6 separate regions of the Homo sapiens genome follow, and all the other regions are linked to region 1. Evidence: chromatin loops called from intact Hi-C (ENCODE). Cell type or tissue: dorsolateral prefrontal cortex. All regions are shown on one strand. Region 1 has its middle 270 kb from the start of HGF. Region 2 overlaps CACNA2D1 (calcium voltage-gated channel auxiliary subunit alpha2delta 1). Region 3 has its middle 160 kb from the start of CACNA2D1. Region 4 overlaps HGF (hepatocyte growth factor). Region 5 has its middle 130 kb from the start of CACNA2D1. Region 6 overlaps CACNA2D1 (calcium voltage-gated channel auxiliary subunit alpha2delta 1).

Region 1 (4,000 bases):
TCTCTGTGAAACATTCCCTGCCCAATCTCTCTGAGCCAGAGTTAAGTATGCCATAGAAAGATATTTAAATTTCAATTACCCTGTCTTTTTACTCTCTCTTCTAATCTATTGTAACCATTCATTCTCCTGAACCCTTTCTAGTCAAGGCTGTGCTCCTGGAGGGTGAGTACTTCTTGTTAGCATTTCTGTATTCTGCTCACCTGGCACAATCTTATCCCTGAAAGCTCAGGAGACATTTCCTGAATTAATTCACTCCTTCTATAATTACTATTGAAATTTTTTCATCTTACCTTTTTGAGACTTCTGTCTATCCTTTGACAGGAAAATATAGGCAGAGGACTTGATCTTATTTAAATATGTACCAACTAAATTTCATCTCTTCCTTTTCTATGGGAATATTAAAAATCTCATTTCTTTCTTTTTTTTTTTCAGACGAATGGTTTTAGCTTGAATCATTTGATTGATCACTTAGCAAAAGAACATTAGCTTTAGAACCAGAAGATCTTGGTTAAAATCATTTATCTAAATCAAAAACACTGATGCTGTTACCTATCTCTCACCATTGTTGTGATTATCAGCACGGATAACATCAGTAAAGCACTTCTTAAAGTAATAGCTGCTCAATGACATTTTCTCCAATCTCTTCTTTCTACTTTCATCCTGCTCTTTTTAAGGCATCGTTGATGGACTTTATGAGCCATGAACAAATTCAAATAGAAACAGCAATTAAAATCTTACTCTTTGAAGAGGCACCATGCAATAGTATAGAGGCACATCACAAAAAGAGCTCCTGTTAATAATGCAGGAATCCAGTTATCAGGGATCCAATAATATGAAATCTTTATTAATACAGAAGTAGTAATCTGAGAAATATAATAAATATGAAGTATTAATAGCAGTACAATGGACAAAACTATAAAGACGTATATGCTGTGTAGAATATCTTGCATATTTCACTCTATTTCTTCTCTTTGAATAATTAAAAACAAATACAGCAAATTACAAGACAAAATAACTAACATCTCTTAATGTCACAAAAAACAAACATCATTGTTTTTTAGAAACAAATGTCTGTTTATAATATTTCTTCTGGCCAGAATTCTTTCTCCTGTCTTGCCTTGTTGGTGAACATTTGTTCATTATAATGGTTATCCTCTACCATTGCTCTTGCAAGAAGCCTGACTTTGGGGTAGAAATTACCATACCCACGCCCTCTTTTCTTATATTTCTACTGTAACATCTAGAATACCTTGCCACATTTACTTCTTTTGTGATTCTTCCTACTAGGAAATAAACTCCTATTAAACAGAACCATTCCTTGCTCATCTTTGTGGATTCTCTGTAGTTCTTGGCACAGAAGACAATAATTAGTGTTGGCTCAACGACAGATAGAATGAATCAGCAAGTTTTTAATAGGGCAAAGCATTATTTCAAAAATGGGTCAGACCATTGTAGCCCTTTCCTGCTTCCTATCATAAAAGCACAAAAAGTTTTTTACCCAAGTAATTTTCCATTACTATCTAATGTGTGACCATTTAAGAAGCTAGCAATACAAAGTTCAACACAGATTTTAATGTAAAGTCCATGACCAAGCAACATTACCTTCCCAGCAGATGGCAGCATAAGATAGGATAAGTTTTGTGAACACTCAAGTACTAGGTGTCTTTTCTTTCCTTCCTTCTTTCTGTCTTTCTTTTTTTGTGTGTGTGTGAGGATGAAGTCTTGTTCTGTCACCCAGGCTGGAGTGTAGTGGCAGGATCTCAGCTCACTGCAACTTTCGCCTCTTGGGTTCAAGCGGTTCTCCTGCCTCAGCCTCCTGAGTAGCTGGGATTACAGGCATGCACCACCACACCCTGCTAATTTTTTATATTTTTGGTGGAGATGGGGTTTCACCATGTCGGCCAGGCTGGTATAGAACTCCAGACCTCAAGTGATCCACCTGCCTCGGCCTCCCAAAGTGCTGGGATTACAGGTGTGAGCCACTGCACCCGGCCAGGTGCCTTTTTTTTTTTTTTTTCAGCTGGAGTCTTGCTCTGTCACCCAAGCTGGAGTGCAGTGGTGCGATCTCGGCTCACTGCACACTCCACCTCCCAGGTTCAAGCAATTCTTCTGCCTCAGCCTCCTGAGTAGCTGGGATTACAGGCATACGCTACCATGCCTGGCTAATTTTTGTATTTTTAGCAGAGATGGGGTTTCACCATGCTGGCCAGGCTGATCTCCAACTCCCGACCTCAGGTGATCTGCCCGCCTCAGCCTCCCAAAAGTGTGTCATTTCTTATGCCAACATAATTCATGAGGCTGATTTCACAGAAATAATAAAAGTAGAAAACAGACCTCTGCAAAGAAGGATCAGTCAACAATGGTAGTAACAGAAAAAACACTACTTATACAATTGAGTGAGAGGACTCCTGATTACTTTGTCGAATTTTGATAGTTGCAGAGATCAGCTACTATAGGACTGAACATTCTGTTTTATACAACAACAAGGGCATGTCTGGACAAAGAAAGATCGAGAAAGGCTCCAGTAGTGTCAGGTGAAGTATTGTGGCCTTGTTTTCTTAAATAAATACTACGCTGTATTTCCAGATCATAGACTAAAAGAATGACAGACAACTTGATCACCACACTTAATCACCTAGCTCTATTTACAGCTCGTTAAGAAATAATACCTGCACTAAGCACAGGTATGGGGAAGAATGTCACGACTAATATAAGTAAAGATACCACAGCCCACACCTGTTTAACTTGCTTTCTCATTCGTTCTTCCGTCCTTCCTTATGTCCCTCCCGACTTCCTTCCTTTTTTTCCTTCTTCCCTTCCTTTCTCTTTCTTTTAATAAATATTCGTTGAGCAGTTACTACATTTCAAGAATTGCCATATGAAGGAAATAAAGAGCCTGACAAAGGTGTTTGTGAGAAAACGTTTGAAAACATACTCTTAGAACATGTTTCTTTCTTCATTGGGCACATTTGGTGACAGCACGGCAGATTAAAACCAAAAAGAGTAGGGGTAGCATTTATTTAAAAGCAACTATTTGTCATGATTGGTGCTGAGCCTTTTAGCTATATTTTTTAGCTATATTATTAACACAGCCTTTTAGCTATATTACGTGCCCATTCTAAAAGAGATGTTTTCAATACCACCAATTTATGAAGGAGGAGCTGAAGCTCTGTATGTTAACAAAAGTTCCATAGCCACTAAGTGGCAGAATTGGTATTCAGATAAAAATTCATGTATCTCCACTAAGTGGCAGAATTGGTATCCAGATAAAAATTCATGTATCTCCAAGACCACGTTCTTTTCAGTGGACTAGGCAACATCCCCCAAAATGAGGATATATGAGAGTTTTGAGAAAACAATCCAATTCCTCTATCAAGGTGTGTAGGCATCATTTTGTAAATCACCATTATATTCATATAAAAGTAACTACAAATTTTCATCCATGAGAATTTAACTGTGTAGAGCAAGTTCGAGGCATTTGAAAATTGCTTAAAGGTTAGTTGAAGGAATCATCCTAACTTCCTGCACTTCACTTGCCTGACAAAAAAGGGTAGATTTCCTGATTTCTGTTTTCTCTGTCTTTTATTTACCTCTCTCTCATATACACACAACTAAAGCTTTTATCTTAATTAATTCACATTTTTTTCATATTTCAAAATCTAAGATAAGTAGGAATATTACATTTTTCACTAGTAATGTAAAAGCAAAATCTTTGTATAGGGATTAAATAGAATATTAATGGTTTATATTTATATAACATTTATTACAAGAGCTTTCATATCTCTTGTTTCATTTAATCCTCACAAAATTCTTTGTACAATACATATAGCTATTCTAATCTAATAGCTTTAGTAATCCATGTACACAGAGTAAATCCATTTACACAGAGTAAATACTGAAGTGTACATTATGTGCAAGCTGGACCCTTTCAGCATATCCTTTTTCAATTGGTGAGTCAAAACATTTTTAAAGAACCAAATTTGAGGATTAGCATTTGATC
Region 2 (4,000 bases), 460 kb after region 1:
GACAATCTATATTTAAAAATTTTTAGGCATGTAGATACTGCATAATAATAGGAATAATGCCCCTAGCAAATAATTTGTTCTCCGACATGTCACCTTAACACTCTTACACATTAACTCGTGAGATAGGTAGGTAGTAGTATATTTATTCAACTCTTTAAATGTAGACAGATTATGTACCCAATAATATGCTTTATAAATTGGGTTTGCATAAAATAATAAATTTCTCAATGGACAGAATTGGCTTGCTTTACTTCTTTGATTAATAAATGTTAGCTTTTTGAGTCTTCATAAACTTGTTATCAAAAAGTCTTGTTTGAACACTTGAGTTCTGATGAAGTCCTCATGGTATGGAGCTTCATAACTGTTTTTGTATAATCTATATCCTTCCGGACTCTACCGGGTATAAGGGCCCCTTGGTAGGCTTTGGAGATTATACTACCATTCTACCTTGCTTGTGAGCAGAACCTAATCCAACAGAAATTGCTAGTTTTAGCCAGACTACATTGGAGCATAGACCATAACCTTTATGGTCCTTAATGTGGGAAACAACTGCCAACTAACATTTCAGTATTTTTTGTAATGATTTTTTTCAACTTAATTGTTTCAGAGAAAATAATACTTCCTTTGATATCATTATATCAACATTCAAATAGCACTAAGTGGATTCACTGTTCTATACAGATAACTGTGTTTTTAAATACTGAAAGCATATTTTGTTAATGTAAAATATACATCATCGATATTATGTATTCCTTTGATACAATAATATAAAGGAATCTCAAATGTTTTCTTTTTGGAGATCAGAAGGATATAGATTATACTTCTACAATTATGAAGCTCCATACCATGAGGACTTCATCAAAACTCAAGCAAATGAAAAAGCTAACATTTATTAATCAAAGAAGTAAAGCAAGTCAATAATTGTCCATTGAGAAATTTATTATTTTATGCAAACACAATTTATAAAGCATATTATCTGGTACATAAATATCCTAGTTGAGTCCATGGTGATATATAATTATTGCCATGATAGATTTATAATTATAGTTCAAGGAAAGTACCATAATAGGAAAATGTTATTTTGGTGGGGGGGGGGGGGGGTGGTGGTCTTAGGTTAAAAAGATTTTAAAGTCACTGTTGCTATATATATATATATATATATTTTTTTTTTTTTTTTTTTTTTTTGGAAATGGAGTCTAGCTCTGTGATCTAGGCTGGAGTGCAGTGGCACAATCTCAGCTTACTGCAACTTCCACCTCCTAGGCTCAAGCAATTCTCCTGCCTCAGCCTCTGGCGTAGCTGGGACCACCATGCCCAGCTAATTTTTGTATTTTAGTAGAGATGGGGTTTCACCAGGTTGCCCAGGCTGGTCTCGAACTCCTGACCTCAGGTGATGCACCCACCTCGGCCTCCCAAAGTGCTGGGATTATAGGCTTGAACCACTGCACCCAGCCGTTGCTATAAGTTTTTAAGAGAAAGGTAAAAAGAGAGCTGGCCTACTCAAGAGCAATACTTACATATTTTTTAGTGTAACTGATAACCTATAAATCTTATCTAAAAATTCTATGATTGACAGAAGTAAGCTTTTGAATCAAAAGGGAAAATAAGGACAATTATAGAAATATAATTTGATTACACTTTTCTTGTGTAATGGTTGACTACCTATGAACTTCTTTCAGGAATTAATAATAATTCAAATAATTGCCTATATATCAATTTTTAAAATGTGTATATGAAGATATTAAAGCAACGTTTCCTTACTTTGGCGTCTTTTGCCATGAAAACTATTCTTTTATTATGCCAGAAGACTTGTGGTTATTTTCTGAGACTCCCTCTGCTATTCTACTCCCCACCCTCTATCACCCCTGCCTGTGAATTCACTCCATTCATAGTAATGGCCACATCTCCATCTAGTGGCTTCCTAATCAATGACTACTTGGAAACCAATGACAAACACAACGAAAGTGCGTGCTCTAGTAATACATCATGATGATTCCAGAGCATTAGAAAAGAAATTGCAAAACAGTAAATGAAGAACTAAATGCAAATCCAAGACCCAAAACATCTCTTTAGTAGTATTGAATAGAGAACTCAGAAATTTCTTAAAAGGTTAATTAATAATTTTGGGCTAGATAATGTATATTAAATAAAATGAACTTAGAAACTAGAAGCACTTATTCTAAAATATTTCAATAAGAATATTTTGAGAGTAAAAAATCTAAAAAGTTATTTAAGTCAGATTTATTTTAAAAAGTAGAAAAATCTGAAAGGAATTGAAAGAGTGCATTAAATTTGTGTTAGCATCTTTTGTAAATAAATTGAGATAACCACCTCTAAAAATTGTCATTAGGTAGTTCTCATAAAATACCATGAAGCCTGTATATCTGTCTCTGTAATGACAATTTTTACACAAAAACTTTATGAAAAATGATTTTTACATAAATATTGAATATGTTTCATTTAGGATTAGAAATGTACATGCCATTTGAAATCAGCTATTTACAAAACAACAACATTGGTCCTGAGATTTTAATAACCTGGTTTCAGGAACATTAATATCGCAGATTTAGGAATATGGGTGATTTTCTAGAATTTCAAGCCAAAAACAAAAACTAAGAAAAATTAGAGAAAGTGACTGACCATCCACACCACATGAAAACTTGCAGTAAAATGAAGATAGGAGCTGACATCATGGTACAGGCACGACTCGTTGTGCACTTAAGTTGATCCTATTAATAACGGGCAAAGTAGCAAGTATAGGAAAAGGAAAGAAAACACAGAAGACATACAAGATGAGATTTCATGCAATTTGCTGGCAGTTAACGTGAGTCTCCATCCAGAGCAGATTCACAGTGACCATTGCAAATAAGCATTACCAAAATAACTCCACTGCTAAAGAAACACAAGATATTATTAGCACACCAAGCTACTGAGCAACAGTTGTACTTTCACACACAACCCATTTATAGGAGCTTCAATTGCTGAACATTTTTGTCTTGGTCAAATCCTTTTAATGGCTTGATCATAAGATATAGCCTCCTAGAATAATATTTTGGGCAATAGGCTTTTAAGTCACTTTTCAAGTTCATCTGAATTTAATATTTCTAGTGTCAAAAAACTGGTGACAAATAGTTGATGAGCGAAGTTTCTCTAATGAGTGACATGACCCTTGGCCCTTCATAAAACATTCTTTGGGGGAATAATTTTACATGGGCAACGTGCTGAAGTTGCAGTAGACAGAATAACAGGAGTCCGCCTATCTGGACTTAATATATCTTAAAAAGAAAAAAAAAACGCTTAGTTGCAATGTTGAATTACTCTCCCTAGCAAGGATCAATAATCCCTCACAGAGATAACTGGGATTGACTGGCTAATACATCTTTCATTTTTAGTCCCCATTACTGATTTTATTACTTCTTTGTGCTATTTTTAATTTATATTATCTAATTGCATAATATTATCTGTGAAAATGTTTTGTCCTTTCTGGGACAAATGCAGCTATGTATTTGAGTAGGTAAACTAAATAACTCAAATAATTTATGAGATAATGCTTTACAAGTTTGGATATTCATTGGTGTGTGCACACACTGAAGAATCAGAATTAGGAAGTATTGTATTTAAAATTAGTTAAAAAGAGGTAGACAGAGATTTTTATGTAGACTTCATCTTTGAGAATAGATTAATATTTCTTAAGAATTTTAAAAGCATAAAGCTAATGTAGTACATACTGATGACATATTACCTACCTTGTATATAATCAATACACAGTAAATCAGAATAGTATTTATTAGAGAAAGATAGCTGAACTATAGGAAAAGTAGTAAGCCATCTTTAAGTGACATATATTAAATATGATTTGTAATATTTTATCAAACCCTATGTAATTGACCTGGTCTAGTTTCAAACACTAGAAAAAGAAATTAGTACAATTAAAGGAAATAATAGAAGTCTAATATGTGATAGCATCAGAAACCATCCAAAAGAAACTAGAACTCTGTAA
Region 3 (4,000 bases), 1.1 Mb after region 1:
GTCAGAATGCAATAGTTTAAAATGAGTCATCATCTATTAAGTATTCTAGAGAGAAATGCTTATTACAACATTTACTTTTTAAAAAACTTTGATCCAAAAGATTTTGTCAAACCCCAGCAAGTATAACTTGCTACAAAGGGAACAGGTGTCTTTATTTATTTATTTATTTATTTTTTGAGACAGACTCTGGCTCTGTCGCCCAGACTGGAGTGCAATGGCGCGATCTCGGCTCACTGCAAGCTCCGTCTCCCAGGTTCACACCATTCTCCTACCTCAGCCTCCCGAGTGGCTGGGACTACAGGCACCTGCCACCACGCCCGGCTAATTTTTTTTGGTATTTTTAGTAGAGATGGGGTTTCACCATGTTAGCCAGGATGGTCTCGATCTCCTAACATCATGATCTGCCCACCTCGGCCTCCCAAAGTGCTGGGATTACAGGCATGAGCCACTGCACCCGGCCCGGAACAGGTGTCTTTTACTGACTGGTTTTGTTTCCTAGATTTGCACAAACCCTAGTACTATGTAACTCGGCAGAGTATTGATGTAGAAAGTAGACTCACCACATATTTTCTGCAGATTTTAATTACAACAACGTTTATCCCCTCTAGTGCAATATTAATCCCTATCTCCATCATCAAGTATTTATTGAGTTTAAACTCATGTAACTGCAAATGAGTGGGATAATAAAGCATACATAGACACGGGCATGGAATAGACTACAAGTATAATGGGCATTTGGGAACCTGGGCAGTGAGACTAGGGGGCTAATTGTTCTAGGTAATAAGGATCATAAAGTTCAATGATTCCTAGGAAAAGAGGCACTCTCTCCATGTTATATTAAGTGCATGGGCTTTGGAGAGAGACTGCTGGGATCAAATGCCATCTCTGTCATTTACTGGCTATGTGACTTTGGGCAAGTCACAAAAGATCCATTGTTACACTAGAGATGCTGTCATAGTGGATAATGTCCTTGTAAATGTGACTCCTTAGGATTGATCTGATTATGCATCTCCACTCAGGAGATTTTTCTCACCAATTAAATCTTAATAACTTCTGTGAAAATCTAGCTCCAGTGCAGACTTTTATTTCTTTAATTTCTCTACATCCCCCAGCTCTCTAAGTTATAAAATGGAGATAATGATAATGCTTTCCTTTTTGGGCTATCAGAAAGATAAAATGAATCATTGTTTGCAATGCATTTAGAACAGTGCCTGAAACACATTACATACTATATAAATACAAATCTATGTATTCCCAGGAGCTGCCATTTTTCTACTAAAACCCCGGTATTGTATGAAACACTCTTTAATTCCATAGAGGACAAAGCAGAAGTAAGTGTTTGCAGGGCTAAAAAAAACTATGTACAGAATATATACAGTTTCCTTGACAATAAACAGCTATAGAAAGCTTATGGTCCTTATTGAAGGAATGCAAGCTTACTTAAATTCTGGCAGCGCTGAGACCTATGCATAGCTAGAGATAAAACAGACAAAAATTCTGAATACACCGTCCAGACTGCAAGCAATTGTCTCTCCAACTGACAGTAAATGCCATGGCATAAAAAGCAAGTATTCTTATGCAGACAGAGCAGATGATCCTCCTGGGACTTAGAAGAGGCCAGTAGGTGGTGCAGAGCTAAAAGATGAAAGAAGGTTGAAATCTGAGTAGGAATATCACGAAGGGCTATGTGTTTTCACTGAACCCTCAGTACAAACCTTTCATAAATTAATACTGTAACCATACTATGATATATTTCTGGTTTGCTTCATCTGTATTTACACACATAAACACACACACACACTGCTTATGTTAACTGCTTAAATGATTAAGTGTTTTTCATCTTATAGAGTCCTTCAGTCACTTTTAGTAAATTCCTTTTGGATAACTAAACATTCAAGAGCAACTTCTTTTACGTAATGTTATAGACAGGTGCCTGAATTAGGAGAACCCGAAAATAGGCACTCCACATACACTTTATAAAATGATGCCTTCATGACAATGTTCCTCATGAGATTGCAAATGTTCATAGAAATTTTAAGGTATTGGGGGGAGTTTGTAAAAAGGAGTATACAGTGTTATTTGTACAGTTTTAATACTACATTTATTGCTCTGAAATAAAATTATAAAAAATATTTTTTTCTTGAGCATCTAAACATTTATTTTAAATTTGATTGTATTCATTAAACAATTATAAGTTGCTATGATTAAGTCTTCAAACCCCTTAGACAGTAGATAAACAAAAATGATTTGTAAAACTTATTAAGTATATGTATATGCCTCTTCTTTAAAAATCAGCACAATGGGCTTATTACATTTCTTACTTTTTCCAGTACTGTTTTTGTATTTTTCTGGTATCATTGCCACTCTTATTTTGAAAACCTCTTAGGGATTCAGTGATATCATCTTGATTTCTTCTGATGATTTCAGTGATGCATGCAGAGCCGCATCACACAAATAATACTTTCTCAGACTCTCTGAGGTTGTAGAGACTTAGCATAAGATCAGTAGATTATTTTGGAGTGACAAGAATGAGTTTGTGGTGATGATTGCACAATTTTGTGAACATATGGAAAACCATTGAAATGTATACTTTAAATTGGTGAATTATATCTCAATAGAATTATGAAAAAAATAGCCAATCAATTCTTGGTTGCGTCTCCCAAGGGTATTCAAAATCTAGGCACTAATCATCATGTAACTTCCTTTTACTAGCCAAATTTTGGCTAGTTCTGTCAATATGGATTTTTAAGTCCACACCTTTCATATGTTTTATAATTTTGAGCCTGGTATCTTTCCCCCCAAAATGATTTTTTGAAAGTCTTATTTGGCCAGTGTATGGCATGTAGTTATAATTCCTTAGAGGATTTCAATTCATAGGATCATCAAAGGTTTGACCTTCTGGGAAATCAGGAAGGAATCTGAGTAGAGAGGCTCAAAGGAAGATACCTGTAGAACAGGGGTCCCCAACCTCCAGGCCATGAACTCATACCGGTATGTGGCCTGTTAGGAATCGGGGTACACAGTAGAAGGTGAGCAGGGGGCAAGCGAGTGAAGCTTCATCAGTATTTACAGCCGCTCCTCATCACTGGCATTACCGCCTGAGCTCCACCTCCCACCAGATCAGCAGCAGCATTAGATTCCTAGAGCAGCACAAACCCTATTGTGAATTGTGCACGCAAGGGATCCAGGTTGTGCACTCCTTATGAGAATCTAATGCCTGATGATCTGTCATTGTCTCCCGTCAACCCCAGATGGAACTGTCAAGTTGCAGGAAAACAAGCTCAGGGCTTCCACTGATTCTACATTATGGTGAGTTGTATAATTATTTCATTGTATATTATAATGTAATAATAATACAAATAAAGTGCACAATAAGTGTAATGCACTTGAATCATCCTGAAAATATCCCCCATCCCAACCCTGCTCCATGAAAAAATTATCTTCTCAGAAACCAGTCCCTGGTGCCAAAAATGTTGGGGACTGTTGCTGTAGAATGTTTGGTAGTATAGTGGTCAGGTGCACTGTCCCTAGAGCCAAACTACCTAGAGTTAAATCCCAGCTGTGCATCCTGTTAATTGTGTGATCATGAGCACATTATACAACCTCTGTGTCTCAGTTTTCATTTGTGAAATGAGAATAATAACAAAATCTAACTCACACAGTTATTAGAAGGATTGAATGCATTAGCATGCATAAAGCATGAGAACATAGTAATTTGCCACTATTATGGTATTAGTAAGAACTTTATACTACTAATGATCATTATTTATTAATACACAATACCTTTCTACCCATCATCACTTTCTTGACTCTCCTTATAGTTGGTTACTTTTTGTGACCACCAGTATTAGTTCTTCCTGTTCTTGGTGTAGTGACTATTTCCCATGCACTATTTGATTTACTCATTGTTCTTTAGATTTAGGCTTGCATTAAACAGATTGAAACATATTTATATGTGTATTTCTAAAACCGATATATAAAAGCACTATACACATAAAAA
Region 4 (4,000 bases), 220 kb after region 1:
AGTTTACGAACATCATGTATTTCTCCATGAAGAAATCGATGTTCACATTCTCATTTTATATATTGTTAATATATACATATTACATGATTATATTGCTTTGTAATTATTTCCATAAATGTCTCCCTTCTATACTATGAACTATTTAAAATTAAGAAGAAGTGTTTGTATTTTTATAAACATAGTATGTTATATATGGCTTTGTACACAATAGCAGCTCAATTAACAATAATGAATGAACAAATAAAAACAGAGATGGAAGTTAAGGTTTTGACTCTTTACTATGCAACAGACACTGTTCACAATAGTCCCATATAATAGGTACTTTTATTATAAAATATTGCAAATACAAATATGAGTCCTAAGTGGGTTTGGTAACTTGCCCAAGGTACTTAAAAGTGATGGGTCTGGCATTCTTAGGAAGTCTGGATTGAAGTTCTTAACCACTACGCTCTTGGTAGTTAAGATTTTTCTAAAATAGTATACTAACTGTGTCTGTGTATACTCAATCATATAGGCACCTCTACATTTTTATGTTTGCATATTTGATAAACTTAAAAATATGTAAAATATTATTTTGTAAGCATGTTAAAAAAAAGAATAAAAACCTTTACATGTTTTGTAAAAGAATTTTACAGTGTGAAAATGATTTATACAGTCTCTGCAGTTATATAAATAATAAGAACTCAAATCTTCTAAAGATAAATATTATCACCCTTTCACCAGGGAGAAAATGTAAACAAATCCTGGCTATAAATATTAGTTAGAAAAATGACACTGTAAAAATCTTTATTAAAATTAATTTGTGGTATACATTGAAATAAAATGATTTATCTGCAATAGTATTTAATCAAATACTAGTAACCCCCTCAAGTCTTTCAACAGCACATTACTTTTAGTTTAAAAATATTAGTTGAAAAAATTTTTTGAAAACTTGTAAATTATTAGAGTCCTGGCTCCCTTGGTTTGTGATTATAAATGAAATCACAGTGCCTTGAGATACTATAGGGCATTTCACTCTTAACCATGCATATGTGCTAGATAGAGCTGCTGTGATTTTTAAAAATCTGGAAATCTGTAGAGGAAGCAAAATAACTTGTTTTAGAAGGCAGATAATTGCCTTTTTCCTTCTTCCTACACCATTATATATTCTATGAGCCTCCATTAGTCTTAACCATAGAGACTTAACAAAAACATAGTGCTATAAAACTGTACTTAGAAAAATAATAATCTTTTAATAATTTTTAAATATTTTTGTATGGCATTCTCTGAAAAAGTAGGTGTGTTTCTTTTAGTATTAACATTGAGCCTATGCCAACCTTAATATGGGAAAAGTGAAGAACATTAGGAAAACAAATTAATTTGAAAGGCTATGATCATGGCTGATAAAATGAAAATAAACTTATTAGAAATGCCATTTATTTGCAAACATATAATATATTTAGTTATTTATTATTATACAGAGTTTCCCAACCTATTAAAAATAGATGGAGCAGCTCCAAGTCTTAATTATAGGTAGACTTGATTAACATCATATTTTAAAAGTTTGCCTTTAATGCTAGAATTTCATAAAACATGACTGCTGTTTCCATTTAAGGTGAAATTTACCTCTTTAATTTGACATAAATTCTAGAAAAACACAGACTTCTGTTGTATTTCATTTTTTAAAAGCAACATTATTATTTCTTCAATTTAATCTCTTTTTAGAGTAGATATTTTTGCTGCTGTTCTCAAGGTACTTGCTACTACTAGCTTGTCTCACAAGAAAAACATTCTTAAAACAAAGTTTTTATCGAACTTATAAAAGTATTTCCTTTCTAAAGAGAAGGTGGTTTAACATTGTGGTAAAGGATGTTCGTTGTAAACATAGAGTTACAGATACATAGTATAGTAAAATGGTCTCTTTCTACTGACACAGCTTTATAAAAAGGCTTTTTCACTCAATAACATATTTAAGACGTACTTCCATCTCAATACGTATTACTAGACATCAGTGGTTACCAGTGGAAATGATTTTGCCCTCCAGGGGACATTGGCAATGTCTAGAGATAGTTTTGATTGTCACGACTTGGGGCAGGTGTCATGCTACTGGCATCTAGTGGATAGAGTCCAGGAATACTACTAAACATGCTACAATGCACAGAACAGCATCTACCCCAAAATGTGGGTGTGCGGAGGCCCAAAAATCCTGATCTATGTCAACATTATTACTGCTTTTGATACATTTTATCAAACTAACTTCCAAGCAGGATTTTGAATTCACACTGTAAGTAGCATAGAATTGAGACAGACTGATTACCCAGGTCCTCACTAATACTGGATATTTACAATCATTTTATTTGCCAACCTGACAGGTAGAAGTGACTTCTCATGTCTTAAACATTTTTTTCCTACGAATATGTTTTAATGTCTTTTCATTTATTTATTAGCTATATTTTTGAAGATTTATTTTCTACTTTTTTCTCCTGAATTCTCACATCTTTTTCTTACTGATATCTAGGGACTTTTTAATATGAATTATACCAGACATGTATTTTATATGAACTATGTCAAACATGTATTACATGTTTTTTATATAACTTTTACTTTATACACTAATATCTTTTTAACAAAGCCATCTGGGAATCAGATAACTGGGTGGAAAACTCCAGGCTCTTCTTTAGTCTTAAATTAAAGAACTGAGAAGGAAATAGAAGTACCACTAGTTCAGATCTGCTCACGGCTTTTTAGTGGGCTGGGAACTTTGCTGAGAGCTCTGCTATATTCAGAAGCTGAACAGGTAGTATTGGTATTGGGGGGTGGGGAGATCTTTCTAGCCCAGTCATATTAGAACTGTGGCCAATTAATGCTTTCGGAATCCCAATGGAAATCTTCTGAGGGAAGAGAATCTCCATTAAAATGTTAAAATTTCTTCTTATCTATACGAGAGATGGAGAGAGAGAAAGAGAGACCATGTGGTGTGTCTGTGTGTGTGTTGTGTACATTTGTGTGTGTTGCTCTCTGGAGAGCTTCCTCATTTGGGAATAAATGCCAGACCACCTATATTATTTACAACTTTTAGATGAAATGTAGTACATTTAAAATATTTCACAAGACACCAATCCCTAACTGTACTTACAACGAGAAATAGGGCAATAATCCCAAGGAATGAGTGGATTTCCCGTGTAGCACCAGGGTCCATGAGCATCATCATCTGGATTTCGGCAGTAATTCTCATTCAGCTTACTTGCATCTGGTTCCCAGAAGATATGACTGTGGAAACAACAGGCCTTGCACATCACAAGATGCTCATTCCATCCAAGAGACACAAAATATTACAAAAAGATATAATCTCAGCACATTACTTTCACTGTAGATACAGCATAACCTTTTACTTGGGATGAATTTTAGCTATTTTGTTTGAGGTCTGTTTGGTTGCTACTGTTGTTCCTACACTTTAGAAGCAGATTCTCTAACTTGGAAATATGGAAGAGGGCTCCATAATTGGCATATTAGGTTTTGTGATTTTGCCTCTATTTGGTAATCCCAGTGGCATGGTAATGATACTTCTGTGCATAGAAATAAGAAAAACATTGTCTAAAGCAAGCAGATGGCAAAGATTAAAACTATAAAATACATAAAAAATACAAGCTATTATACAAGTATTTTTTTACATTTTAGATACAAATGAAGCATCACTAGCCATATCACTATGACAGAGTACAAGAAGATATACTGAAATGAATAATGTGTTAATTAAATAATTAAAATTCTAAATTTTACTGATCAGTTACAAAATATTATTTTGACAGATAACCGAGCAATACTTTATTTCTAATTCACATCTTAACTAAATTTATTACAAAAGAAAAGCAAAGATTGTAAATTTACTGTAAATTATTTTATAAGGCCATTTTCATTCATGTAACATCAATATTTACATTTACCTCAATAACATGAATGAAGTCAATTCTACATGGCCACTTTGACTGATCATAAAAGTCATTAAAACTATTCATCTTAC
Region 5 (4,000 bases), 1.1 Mb after region 1:
ACCCTTTTAAAGATAAGGAAACTGAGAAACAGATATGAGATTAAATAATTTGTCTAAGATTACCCAAGTAAATCAGGGAGCTTGAATTCAAAGTGAGATTTGTTTGGTTTCAGTGGCTGTGATATTGGCCACTTTACTTTTCTACCAACAAAACGGTCATCTCTCTGTTAATAGCCTCCACAAGATGGGAATCAGATTAATTTAAACCGAGATTCAGGCAATGATGAAACTTATCAGAGGGATTTTTTCCACCTGGCACTAGATAACTCCTCACTCTCCCTAAGGTCTCCTGTTAAGCTATTAAATTGCTGGTATAAGACACAGGCATAAGGAGATAAGCACAAACATTAACTTCTAATTCTTCCTCTTTCACTAATTTGGTATAATTTTTCAACAACTTCTTTCTATATAGCAGATTTCTCAGTTTTAAAATTAATGTTTTTGGCTGGGTGCTGTGGCTCACGCCTGTAATCCCAGTACTTTGGGAGGCTGAGGCAGGCAGATCACTTGAGGTCAGAAGTTCCAGACTAGCCTGGTCAACATGGTGAAACCCCGTCTCTGCTAAAAATACAAAAATTAGCCGGCTGTGGTGGCAGGCACCTGCTACTAGGGAGGCTGGGGCAGGTGAATCACTTCAACCCAGGAGATGGAGGTTGCAGTGAGCTGAGATTGCACCACTGTACTCCAGCCTGGGCAACAGAGCAAAACTCTTATCTCGAGGAAAAAAATAAATAAATAAAATAAAAAATAAAAAAATTAGTGTTTTTATTTTTTCTAAGAAAACTTCCAGTGCAGCATTTAAAAAATATTTTATAAATGTTTGCTTCAAATGTATAATTATACACCAGTAATATTTTATTCCAGTTGGAGACTCAGGAATCAATTTTACAATAAAATATTAAAATATAAAGAGGTTTTATAAATACATTTTGGCTTTCTATCATGTTAGTAGGGTGGTAGTGAAGACCATCACAGAGGTATTTAAGTTCTAAGGTAAGATCTTCCATTATTTTCAACAGATATTGCTTAAACAAGAGCAGGCCACTAGGACTTTCATGGTCCCTGCTTTTTCTGTTGAAATGAGGCCAGAAGAGAACAGTGATTTGCTCTGGGGAGTGTTTGCCTTATGTAGACAAAGCCCTAAGAAGTAGACTCCTAATAGCTGTAGAGGGAAGGTTGAACGTTCAGAGCTTCTTGCAATGTTAATTAAAGTCTATCATTCTTTGGAGAACTTTGAACATAATGAACACTGGTAACATGGGTACTGCTTGGCTAATCAACATTAAGTTAAATGTAGATAGTGATTAGCACTATTATACTCTGAGTTGACACATGTTCAATTCTGGGAATAAATAAAATTTTCTCTAATTTTTTGTAGTTTTAAAATTGGAAAAACGAATAGAATGAGAAATAAACTTTATACAGTCGCATGGTCAATCATGGTGTTTGAATCGCGTAAGTTGAAAAGGGATATTTGGAAGCCTTAGCGGAAAAGTCAGGGAGCTTCAACCGACCTTTAAATTTCACAGGTGCCTATTTTCTAACAAGAAAATATTTGTATAGAAGCAGTGAGGAAGAACCATTCATTCTAATTATAGAAAAACCTTGCCATAACCCGAGAAGTGCGCCCTAAAAATACAATCGCATAAAATAAGGGGTTTCTTTCATTCAGATTTCTGTGTCCTGCTGCAGTAGGACCCGTTTCCGGCGGTTTCACTGCAGCATCTAACCCCATTCCTTTCAGTCCCTGCTGTGGTTTGGCGCCATCTGGTGGAAGTTAGGCTCTGGTTTAAAAAGCAAGCAGTTGATTTTGGTTCCTGTGTCTGGATGCCAAGGACTTCCAGGATAGCGTTAGCGATTTTGAAACTTCCTAGTTAGTTTACAATTGTTTCATCTCCCCAGACTCTCCAGCAGGAGAGTCTGACCCAGGAGAATATTGGAGATGAAGGGATCCACTATTTCTCCCACTTTTTCAGATGGAGGATGAGAGGAGTGCAGCAGCCAATTCCCATTCACATTATATCCAAATTGGTGTTATCACAGCATTTTACTGAATGTATGCCCATCCATAAAGTATTGGTTGATTGGTTGATTCTTAACCTGAATTAAGGCTGGAGGCCAATGCTGGAGTTATCTACTCTTGCAGAGGCAGATAGTTTTTTCTTCCCTTCATTAATTTCCTAGCTGACCAGGCTTCCAGTTTTCATTGTCTCTGTCTGGGGCTTTTATTTAAGGTTCTGCTGGGTACCCAGCCCCTTTTTATGGTTCATTCTTTTTTGTCTGTAATCATTGCAAGTTCCTCAGCTTAGTATTTCTTCATTATACACAGCAGTGTTGGCTTGTTTGCTTCAGAACTTCCAGAATCTCTTCACTGCTTTTGGCTGCTGGTGGAGTGGTGGTTTGAATTTTATTATTTATATAGTTTGTATATTTTATAGCTTTCTACCAGCAAATTGAATTTAGTTTTATTTGTACATTTCTGTGATCTTTTCAAAGAGATTTGGAGAAGGAAGAGAGGTAACTATATTTGCTTAGGCAGTCACCTTGTTAGGGAGTTTGTTCCCTTATTTATTTATTTATTTGAGATGGAGTCTCTGTCACCCAGGCTGGAGTATAGTGGCACGATCTTGGCTCACTGCAACCTCCGACTCCTGGGTTTAAGCGATTCTCCTGCCTCAGCCTCCTGAGTAGCTGGGATTACAAGCGCACACCACCATGTCAGCCTAATTTTTGTATTTTTAGTAGAGACTGGGTTTCACCGTGTTGGTCAGGCTGGTCTCGAACTCCTGACCTCAAGCGATCCACCTGCCTTGGCCTTTCAAAGTGCTGGGATTACAGGTGTGAGCCACAGCCCCCAGCCATTTGTTCCCTCTTTAATAGGTGAATGTATGCAACTCCTTCTGTTTGAATAACCAATAACGGCATTTCTCAGTTATGGACTGAATGTGAGGACACTGTGAGAAGGCAGCCATCTACCAGGCCAGAAGAGGGCCCTCACCAGCACCTGAGCATGCTTTGAAGTCAGGTGGATGCTGGCACCCTGCTCTTGGGCTTCCTACCTATATTAGTCCTTTCTCACACTGCTATGAAGAACTGCCGGAGTCTGGGTAATTTATAAAGATAAGAAGTTTAATTGACTCACCGTTCTGCATGGCTTGGAAGGCCTCAGGAAACTTACAATCATGGCAAAAGGCAAAGGAGAAACAGGAAACTTCTTCCCGAGATGGCAGGAGAGAGAATGCATGCAAGCAGGGGAAATGCCAGATGCTTATAAAACCATCAGATCTCATGAGACTCACTCATTATCATGAGAACAGCATGGGGGAAACTGCCCCCATGATCCAATTATGTCCACCTAGTCCTGCCCTTGACACATGGGGACTTCAATTCAAGATGAGATTTTGGGTGGGGACACAGCCAAACCATATCATCCCACCCCTGACCCCTCCCAAATCTCATGTCCTCACATTTCAAAACACAATAATGCCTTTCCAATGTCCCTCAGAGTCTTAGCTCATTCCAGCATTAACCCCAAAGTTCAAGTCCAAAGTCTGATCTGAGACAAGGCAAGTCCCTTCCGCCTATGAGCCTGTAAAATCAAAAGCAAATTGGTTACTTCCTAGTCACAATGGGGGTAGAGGCATTGGGTAAATACACCCTTTGCAAATGGGAGAAATTGGCCAAAACAAAAGGGCTACAGGCCCCATGCAAGTCTAAATTCAAAATGGATTTTGCAAATTTTCCAAACTTTTATGTTCTGCTTCCCTTTTAAATGTAAGTTTCAATTCCATGTTTTATCTTTGTGAATACATAAAACTGAATGCTTTTAATAGCATCCAAGTCACATAGTGAATGCTTTGCTGCTTAGAAATTTCTTCCACTAGATACCCTAAATCATCTCGCTGAAGTTCCAAGTTTCACAGATCTCTAGGGCAGGGGCAAAATGCTGCCAGTCTCTTTGATAAAACATAGGAAGAGTCACCTTTATTCCAGTTCCCCA
Region 6 (4,000 bases), 520 kb after region 1:
GAGCGAAACTCCATTTCAAAAAAAGAAAAAAGAAAGAAAGAAAGAAAAAAGAAAATACATCTTTGAGGTCCAACCTCACTTCACCTGTCTCACCTGGTTATATATGTTATCTACATAGCTAGTCACTGCAAAAAAAGCTTATTTCCCTATTTCATAGGTATGTAGTAATGAAAAAGTATTCAGAAAGGTCATTGTACTTCAAAGTTGCTTAACACAATTAAACTTTGTGATGGTTTTCACCATGGAAATATTTGGGATGCACACATATAATTATGTTGTTAGTATATTACTTATTTTCTATAAAAGTTGGCTGACACATATAAATAGATATTCTAAGCTCCTAGGATTTTTAAATATAATCAAAATATTGACTGTTCCTAACATGCTATAAAGTATGCAAATATTTTAAAATCAATAGAGAGTTTTTATAATTTATTTATTGAAAGACATTGAATTTAAATAATAGTGTGAAAGTATAAAAGGTAAATTCCATGAGGTCAACCTATACTTAATAAAATTATTTTTACATATATATTGATTTTTACTAATTTAGTAATCTAAGTAAACCCATACTCTCAGCTCAACATTTTAGCTATTTCTAAAAATAGACATGCAGAAAATCACTTTTCCATGAGTTCAAATTCCAGTTTGAACTATGTTAAGAGCTTTTCCCTAATTCATGTTGACTGACTATTTGAATGGACATTTTCTAATTGTTTTGTATCTTTTAACTGTTGCACATGATTTCAGAGTACAAATCTCAAAAGAGATTTCACATCTGTTCTCTGTTCTTTCACTGGTCTTGGCCACACAGATCACATTATAACAATCCCTGCCCCCAAAACGTACATCAGGGATGTTGCTATTTCATTTGTAAGGTTTTAGGTGAGCCACTCTTACATCATCCAGGTTTGCCTTAGCTGGTTACGTAAGAGGCCACATGGTGAACATAATCCAAGCTTTAAATACTTCAAACTGTAAGAATAAATAATTGTTTCTAAGTGAATGACAGAAGTTGGTTTTTTTCTCTCTCTCAATCTATCTTTCTCTCCAGGAATTCCCAATCAAAATGCAATGGTTTCATTTTCTTTAATTCATCAGTTAGGTCATTTTTGGGTCTGTCTATAAATTTCAATGTAGGGTTACTGCTTACAGAGTTGAGCTTCTAAATGGAAATATTTTTATAAGCAGGTTGACCACCCTAACTGATAATTCAATTTAAATGCCATACCCTAAACAATCATCAAATGAATTCAAGTCAGGGAAAAAGTCCAGATGCTCCAGGAAGCACTGGGGGATCTCTCTCATAACTAACATTTGAACCCATACCTCAAATTTTCAACGGAAGCATGGCTTTGCCTAGAAGTTCCTGTTACCACAACAATCATCTAGTAAAACATTTTTCATAAAATACTTTTCAGTAAAAAAATAAACAAGTAAGACTATATGAATCTTATATCTATGTCTCAGAAAGGCAAGCACTTCTAATAACATCGAGGCTACACTCAGATCCACACATATGATTATTTGACTGATGTTATCATTCAAATAGTCCAAATAAACACTAGCCGCCCGCCCCCCCCCCCCAAAAAAAAAGCTTGTTGCTTTATTTATTTTGCTATAAAAGTTTCACTTAACTTCTACGTGTTTGCTTACATGGACCCCTCAGAGGTTGTCAAAATTAAGGTATTTGGGATCAGGGCTGGGGTAGTGCACATTCTGTCAGCTTTAATTATAATTTTTGAAACACGCCAAACTCTTTTGTAAACCTCTTTGTTCTTTTTCTTGCATAGGTTCTTGGCTACTTAAATGTAAGCTGCATTAACTAACTGAATCATTCCCATGTCATCAATGTATAATTTGTACCCCTTTTCTCAATTTTCATTTGCCTTGTTGTAGAGATTTTTAAAGACATTATTTTCCTGAAATTTTATTCCAAGTGTTTACTAAAATCCTAATTGCAAATGCAACCTTCTTTATAATTTATACAACTGCTTTACCATTACAATATTTACGCAATCTAATATACCCAAGATTATTTTATCTTGGTTTTACGTATATGTATGTATATATACACACACATACAAACACATATGCACATAGGTATTTAATGATTTTATGGATTATATAGATTATCTTAGAGCTTTCTATAATGATCTTATAAATATATATTCAGTTGAGAAGAAGTTTAATATAAGTCATTCAAAACTTAGGATCTATTGTAGTGCCTTACACACATTCTTTGACAGTAAAAAATCAATATAAAAAAATTTCATTCCCTAGCGCCATACCATTGTTGAACTTGTTTTTTCTTTGTACATTTTAGCTAATTACATAAGAATTTTAACTTCACTGATTTCATAAACTTTCACATTACATATTGTATAGTGCATATAAATAATGTATTGGTTAAATTTAAAAGAACTTTTGTGTACACAACTTTCCACTTGGAATTGTAAATGGTTTCATTCCTCCTATTCCATACTATGCTACTGCCACCATGTGGAATAGTCAATGAACTAAATTCCAGATGCTAAAGTCCACAGAGATGATTGATACCCTGCTTCTTCAGATGTTTTTTTTTTACTTCTTTAAACTTACAGTTCTTGTTTAACCTTAATTTTGGAGTTATAGAAAAATAAAGTGATTCCTTGAAATATGTACAATTTAAAACTTAAGGTAAATTACCTTCTCAAAGATGTGTATTTGTACAGTTCTTTTAAGCACATTTGCATGATCTTACATAAAAACAAAATGACATACAAAAATAACTCAAAATGCTTAACTAGTAGTCACACAAGCTAAATATTTCATCTTAACTCTCACTCAAGCAAATCACTTACATTAGAGGAGGTCTACATCCAGGCTAAGGCGACTTTTGTGGAGAAAAAATTCCTTTACTCATGCCTAGTAGTATATTTATAATCACAACACTAGGTTCATATAACAAATGCACATGAAAACTTTTCTGTTGTGAGTAAAATGTTCCTAGAAAAGTAGCTAATTGTTTCTCAACATATATGATTTTATGTAGGCTCATCTTTCAAAATGTTTGCTTCTATGAAATTTTCATCATAGAGTCACACAAGACATATACAGTAACAGATGGCTTTGACAAATATTTTTCATAATGCTGGAGTACAGGTCTTCAACAGAAATACTGTGGGAAGCTAGTATTGAATAAACGTTGGATTGGGCTTTAAAAGTTCCAAGATTATACAATTTAGCTTCTATTGTAGTGTCTTACTCATAAATGAAAACAAATGTTTGTTAAAAACAAGTGAATAGATGCTTGAGTGGTTTCTACTTCTTACCAGAGGGTAAGAAGACTTTGGTGTTATCCAACATATCAGTAAGTTCATTACAGTATGTGGTAAGAGCAGGACCAAAACTGGGCTATTAGTGTCTTGCATTTTGCAATTTGGGCTGTTTCACTATACTTACATCATCATACATTCTTAATCTTTTTATTTAATATTAAATAAGCAGACATCCTTACTGGAGGTAAACAACTTTTTAGGCAAAATATACTTAGTACACTTATTTATGTACTATATTATTCCTTGAAAATAAAAAAAATTCTTATAATTCTGGATTCACACATAGTTATATAATTGTAAAAGCAATAGTAATTTGGGGAGCAGACTTAATAAAATTGAACTTAAATCCAGGTGTGGTGGCTCATGCTTATAATCCCAGCACTTTGAGAGGCTGAGGTGGGTGGATCACTTGAGCTCAGGAGTTCAAGACCAGCCTGGGCAACATAGTGAGACCCCCATCTCTACTAAAAATACAAAAATTAGCTGAGCATGGTGGCTCACGCCTGTAATCCCAGCTACCCTAGGGTGCTGAGGCAGGAGAATCGCTTGAACCCAGGAGGTGGAGGTTGCAGTGAGCCTAGATCACACCACTGCACTCTGTCTGGGCAACACAGTGAGTGAGATTCTGTCTTGGTGGGGTGGGGGTGGGGTGGATGGGGTAATTAACTTAAAAATTAAAT

Evidence for each region. A loop is a pair of places that touch in the nucleus more often than their neighbours do. Peaks named below come from ENCODE experiments on the same cell type or tissue, not always from the same donor. Only the 100,000 strongest peaks of a DNase experiment are listed, where the experiment ranks them.
Region 2: it touches region 1 in a loop (6-fold over the local background); 66 of 110 quality-filtered maps call a loop at or near these places.
Region 3: a loop joins it to region 1, with 3 times the contacts of the local background. A loop is called at or near these places in 23 of 110 quality-filtered maps.
Region 4: it touches region 1 in a loop (3-fold over the local background); 36 of 110 quality-filtered maps call a loop at or near these places.
Region 5: it touches region 1 in a loop (3-fold over the local background); 22 of 110 quality-filtered maps call a loop at or near these places.
Region 6: a loop joins it to region 1, with 13 times the contacts of the local background. A loop is called at or near these places in 54 of 110 quality-filtered maps.

Annotation. Positions count from the first base shown.
Region 1 is chr7:81,498,220-81,502,219 of GRCh38, forward strand. No RefSeq gene overlaps it. Among named protein-coding and RNA genes, the nearest start is that of HGF, 270 kb to the right of the region's middle. In dorsolateral prefrontal cortex, CTCF peaks have their summits at 1,583 (motif pointing right), 1,785, 3,223 and 3,422; no DNase peak of the experiment used is centred here; H3K27ac peaks cover 403 bases.
Region 2 is chr7:81,954,820-81,958,819 of GRCh38, forward strand. All of the region lies in intron 38 of CACNA2D1 (calcium voltage-gated channel auxiliary subunit alpha2delta 1), which reads right to left. Among named protein-coding and RNA genes, the nearest start is that of CACNA2D1-AS1, 52 kb to the right of the region's middle. In dorsolateral prefrontal cortex, CTCF peaks have their summits at 1,929 (motif pointing left) and 2,129; no DNase peak of the experiment used is centred here.
Region 3 is chr7:82,599,188-82,603,187 of GRCh38, forward strand. No RefSeq gene overlaps it. Among named protein-coding and RNA genes, the nearest start is that of CACNA2D1, 160 kb to the left of the region's middle. In dorsolateral prefrontal cortex, a CTCF peak has its summit at 1,561; no DNase peak of the experiment used is centred here; H3K4me3 peaks cover 480 bases; H3K27ac peaks cover 2,568 bases.
Region 4 is chr7:81,714,117-81,718,116 of GRCh38, forward strand. It overlaps HGF (hepatocyte growth factor), which reads right to left. Exons shown (of 18, transcript NM_000601.6): 11 at 3,116-3,249. Among named protein-coding and RNA genes, the nearest start is that of HGF, 54 kb to the right of the region's middle. In dorsolateral prefrontal cortex, a CTCF peak has its summit at 2,101 (motif pointing left); no DNase peak of the experiment used is centred here.
Region 5 is chr7:82,570,648-82,574,647 of GRCh38, forward strand. No RefSeq gene overlaps it. Among named protein-coding and RNA genes, the nearest start is that of CACNA2D1, 130 kb to the left of the region's middle. In dorsolateral prefrontal cortex, CTCF peaks have their summits at 1,763 (motif pointing left) and 1,964; a DNase peak (open chromatin) is centred at 1,754; H3K4me3 peaks cover 779 bases.
Region 6 is chr7:82,015,036-82,019,035 of GRCh38, forward strand. All of the region lies in intron 12 of CACNA2D1 (calcium voltage-gated channel auxiliary subunit alpha2delta 1), which reads right to left. The region is part of intron 1 of CACNA2D1-AS1 (CACNA2D1 antisense RNA 1); the gene reads left to right. Among named protein-coding and RNA genes, the nearest start is that of CACNA2D1-AS1, 7.9 kb to the left of the region's middle. In dorsolateral prefrontal cortex, CTCF peaks have their summits at 2,496 (motif pointing left) and 2,695; no DNase peak of the experiment used is centred here.